2 separate regions of the Homo sapiens genome follow, and region 2 is linked to region 1. Evidence: read pairs that join two places in POLR2A ChIA-PET (ENCODE). Cell type or tissue: A673. All regions are shown on one strand.

Evidence for each region. ChIA-PET counts read pairs that join two places held together with the same protein. Peaks named below come from ENCODE experiments on the same cell type or tissue, not always from the same donor. Only the 100,000 strongest peaks of a DNase experiment are listed, where the experiment ranks them.
Region 2: POLR2A ChIA-PET joins it to region 1 with 12 read pairs; 2 of 35 experiments call an interaction of 5 or more read pairs at or near these places.

Annotation. Positions count from the first base shown.
Region 1 is chr13:45,958,018-45,960,517 of GRCh38, reverse strand. It overlaps ZC3H13 (zinc finger CCCH-type containing 13), which reads left to right. Exons shown (of 19, transcript NM_001330564.2): 18 at 872-1,035. Among named protein-coding and RNA genes, the nearest start is that of ZC3H13, 93 kb to the left of the region's middle. In A673, no CTCF peak of the experiment used is centred here; no DNase peak of the experiment used is centred here; H3K27ac peaks cover 455 bases.
Region 2 is chr13:46,097,923-46,100,422 of GRCh38, reverse strand. The region is part of intron 1 of CPB2 (carboxypeptidase B2); the gene reads left to right. CPB2-AS1 (CPB2 antisense RNA 1) reads right to left here. Exons shown (of 3, transcript NR_046227.1): 3 at 1-2,025. Among named protein-coding and RNA genes, the nearest start is that of CPB2, 5.9 kb to the left of the region's middle. In A673, no CTCF peak of the experiment used is centred here; no DNase peak of the experiment used is centred here; H3K27ac peaks cover 435 bases.

The sequences.
Region 1 (2,500 bases):
TTGTCCCAGGTTTTTATGGTGACCAAATCTAGGACAAAGTTTGCAGGTTATCTAACAATCACTTTCTTAACTAATTTTTTTAGAGGTCACAGACTTGAATATTGTTATAACATTTGAATCTTGCTATAATAAAGTCTTGAAATCTAAAACTCTAAATAGTAGTTGATGGTAAGCAGTATACTGAATTAGAGTTCAATGATTCTTAACTTGAACGTTTCTTTAAAACATCCTTTAAAAACGTTCTTTAAATAAATTCCCTGGGGCTGGGGGCGGTGACTCATGGCTGTAATCCCAGCACTTTGGGAGGCCGAGGCAGGCAGATCACTTGAGGTCAGGAGTTCAAGACTAGCCTGGCCAACATGGTGAAACCCCATCTCTACTAAAAATACCAAAAAAAAATTAGCCAGGTGTGGTGGTGTACGCCTGTAATCCCAGCTACTCGGGAAGCTGAGGCAGGAGAATCGCTTGAATCCAGGAGGTGGAGGTTTCAGTGAGCCGAGGTCGTGCCATTGCACTCCAGCCTGGGCAACAGAGAGATACTTTATCTCAAAAAATAAATAAATAAATAAATTGTTTAAAATTAAAAAAAAAATTCCCTGGGCTCTACCTTGAGATCCACATACAGTCTGCTTTTCTTATATTTTAAGTAAATTTAAAGTGGCTATCAGAATATTTATTCTTGTTTGAGACTACCAACATAACTACGTGTTGAAGGTGCTTCACAGAGAATATATTGCCTTTAATGTGAAATAATTTTCACCAATGTTGCTAACTTTAATAAAGTATAAAATTTGTAGAATATTCAGTTAAGTAGTTGGTAACCCTTTTCTATTTTAGTAAAACTTAATGCATGTTTACTTTTTTTTGAAAGATGCAGACAATCTCTTTGAACATGAATTGGGGGCTCTCAATATGGCTGCATTACTACGAAAAGAAGAAAGAGCAAGTCTTCTTAGTAATCTTGGCCCATGTTGTAAGGCGTTGTGCTTCAGACGGGATTCTGCAATTCGAAAGCAGCTTGTTAAAAATGAGAAGGTACTGTTATTTCCTTGGAAAAAATACAAAGTGAATAGTGTGAATGGCCTATTTTTCATTTGGTTGTTTTAAATTGAGATTGCAATCTTATGTTTTTATGAGTTTGGTTTCCTAATCTTTTATACATGTAAAAAGAAGAATGCCATTAAAATGTATAATATGCTTTATTTTACTTCAACAGTATTAATGAATTTTGTTTTAATAAAGTTTAAAATATTCCATTTCTGTTAAACGTTTTTTGTGAAAAGCTTTCAACAAGCAAACGTATTACAAAAATTTATTTAAATTGAAACTCAAGGAAAAAAATTTCTTAGAGTGATGAGGATATTTATGAGAGTAGTATTTATGAGAATATACAAAGTTGGAAGAAAGGGAAATAAAGCGACTCTATATAAGCATTTGAGAGGAATAAAGAGATTGAGAAGTAAGAGGAATAGAAATTAGATTTGGAAGAGATCTGTTAATGAAATCTGGTAAACCCAAGATGAAAACATTTTAGACTCTTTAAAGTTAAGAAACTGGGATTTTTGGCCGGGCGTGGTGGCTCATGCCTGTAATCCCAGCACTTTGGGAGGCCAAGGCAGGTGAATCACGAGGTCAGGAGATCGAGACCATCCTGGCTAATACAATGAAACCCTGTCTCTACTAAAAATACAAAAAATTAGCCGGGCATGGTGGCGGGCATCTGTAGTCCCAGCTATTTGGGAGGCTGAGGCAGGAGAATGGCGTAAACCAGGAGGCGGAGCTTGCAGTGAGCAGAGATCGTGCCACTGCACTCCAGCCTGGGCGACAAAGCAAGACTCCATCTCAAAAAAAAAAAAAAAAAAAAAAAAACTGGGATTTTTATTTGGGGTGGTGAGTGGATGGGTATAGGTAGTACAGACTGAGTATTCCTAATCCGAAGCTTTTGAGCATCGACATGACCCTCAAAGGAAATGCTCTTTGGAGAATTTCAGATTTTGGATTCTTAGATAGGGATGCTCAACTGGGTAAGTAAATGTAATGCAAATATTCCAGAATCCAAAAAAATTTCCAAATCTGAAACATTTCTGGTCCAAAGCATTTCAGTTGAGGACTACTCAACCTGGATGACAAAAGAGAGTTGGTGTGATTCTTTGCTTAGAAAGTTTAGAGTAATGATAAAATGGTTAACTTCACTAGCTTTTTACTTGGGGCAGTTAGGAAAACAGAATTATCTTTGACTATATAACATTGCTAAAGAAAAGATTACTTCATTAAAGAAAAATACTCAGATTTAGGGTAGTGGGTAGGGGGGATTCAATTTTTAAAAAACAGAAGAATGAGTTTATCTCCAAAGATTAAAATGGAAACAAATACGAGGAACAGGAGATTTTTAAAACATGTCTTGACTGTATAATCAAGTTTTCCTCACTTAAAAGTCTGGTTCAAGATTACTTTTGACAGAATCACTACAGTCATTCTCCTTTGCTCCCTGATTTCAGTA
Region 2 (2,500 bases), 140 kb before region 1:
TAAGGGGAAGCAGTCATGAAACCAGTTTCCAAAAATAGAGTGATCTGACTGACCCTCATCCCATTACCTAACTCTGTTGTGTTAGCACTTTGCTCAAATTCTGCATAAGAAGAGTCTGTTCACTACAAGCTGAACTTGGACATATCAATAAATTTTTGGTGAATTTTTAACTTCATAATTTTACTCACTATTTCCTAACTTATTTTTTGAATTTCCTTTATTTTTTCTTCTTAAGAGGTCTCATTTGGATAACATACATTTTTACCTTTATATTTTCTTTCTTTCTCTGCTTGTTGACTAATTTTTATACTTTTCTCCTTCTTTAATACATTAGGTTTTTTTTTAATTTAATACTGCCCACTCAACATTTTTTGTTCATTATTTTCTTTCTTTCTTTTGAGACCTAGTCATGCTCTCTTACCCAGGCTGGAGTCCAGTGGTGTGATTTTGGCTCACTGTAACCTCCACCTCGTGGGTTCAAGTGATTCTCGTGCTTCAGCCTTCTGAGTAGCTGGGACTACAGGTGTGAGCTACTATGCCACGCTTATTTTTGTATTTTTAGTAAAGACAGGGTTTCACCATGTTGGTCAGGCTGGTCTTGAACTCCTGACCTCAGGTGATCCACCCACCTCAGCCTCCCAAAGTGCTGGGATTACAGGCGTGAGCCACTGTGCCTGGCCCATTATTTTCAATATAATAGATTATCTACCATACTGCCTTGTGAGGATTAAATAAGAATACCTGTAAAGCACTTAGCACAATATCCAAGTTACTAAATATCAGTAAAAAAGAAGAAAAGTCCCCCCAGACATATTATGCTCTAGTCAACACAAGACTTCCTCTACATGGACTTGAAATTCAGCATCTCTTTAGATAATGAAGAGCTCATTGCTTGATAAGGTGTCCTATCTCATGGTTAGCTCAAATTGTTAGAAGTTCACACTGAAATTACAGTGATTTAATGATATGAACCTCCACTTCTCTATACTTTACATGAAAAGGAAGCTTTGAGTTTGCCACATCTTTTGCTACAACTCCCAAAATCATGCCCAACCAACTTTTAAGTAAGGGCCACAATCTTGACCCCAGCATTTAAGACCCTTAACAATCAGGTCCTACCCTGCCATTCGTCCTGGCTTTATTTCCTGGTATATCTCTATATAGGCCCCATATTTCTGCCCAGCTGGATCACTTCTCCTTCCTTGAGCTCTGATTTTACTTTTCTACTTGTGCACCTGCACTTATGATGTTTCATCTCCAATTCGTTTAGCAAAATTCTGCCTATGTTAGTCTTATACCATCTCATCTTCCCTTCACCTATTGAATCCTAGTATCTCAGAAGTCCAACTCAGAATATCTCCATTCTCTGACTACCTAAGTCAAAAATGATACCTGACTTTGTATTCCTGTAGCAGAATATTTATACCACTCGCATTGTACTTTTAGTGTTTTATCTCACAGAATAGGCATTTGTATCAGTTGCAGGTTAGTTTCCCCAGGAAACAGACTCCTGAGATGAAGATTGCATGGAGGAAGTTTACTGGAAAGGAATCTCAGGATCAGCATCTGTGGAGGAATGAAGGAAGAAGGCTTGGGCAGAGGAGAAACTGACCTGTGATGTAATCACAACTATGGCCTCACCTGTTCCTGTGGAGAGCCTTGAGGCTGGGTTGGCCTGGTAAAGTTGTCCCAAACTGGGGCAAGCAGGCATGCCTTTGTAACCCCTGTTTATTAGTCACTGGGTGTGGATTGTACCTTGGAGGAGGCATCATGTTGGGCAGCACAGCTCTCTTCAGGCAAGGGCAAGTCCTAGAAAGGGACTCAGGTGAGAATATCAGCTGCCAACCCTCCCAGAAGCTGAGGAGACAAAGAAGCTGAGGAAATAAGAGTTCATCCCTGGATGGAGATCTAGGCAGCAAAACGTGACATCTACTACAGTCCAACCCTTTGTGTCACTCAGGTCAATTTTCTTCATAAAATAAGCTTTGAGATCAACTCTTCTGGGGTTTTGCTTGGTCCCTCTTCCTAAAGGAAATATACAAGAGGAACGTTAGTGAAATAAACTACAACCTTCACAGCTACAGCTAGTCTCGAGGCCATAACCAATACTTGTCATTCCTCTTCTCCCCTACCCGTTCTGTTTTCCCCAAAGAGGTGCCCTTTGCTAGCACCTCTTCTAATCTAGGTGGTTTACCTGGTGAGACAACCCAGACCCTCAATCCTCAAGGATCTGAGTCATAATCACTGGGCCCTCTTGGGCCATGGCTGCTGCAATTGTCTGTATACATCAAATTTGGACAAGGGAATATTACAGAACGCCTAAGCTGGATTCCAAACATATTCTTCCCTGCCACATTCAGTATGTAAGTGCAGCCCTCAATGTCCTTCTGATTATTGGAGTCAATTACCCTTCCTGCATGGCTAGAAAACCCATGGTAACTCCTCGCCTTCCTGATAATCAATCAGCATGAGGAAACTGAAATGACTGGACAGTAACAAC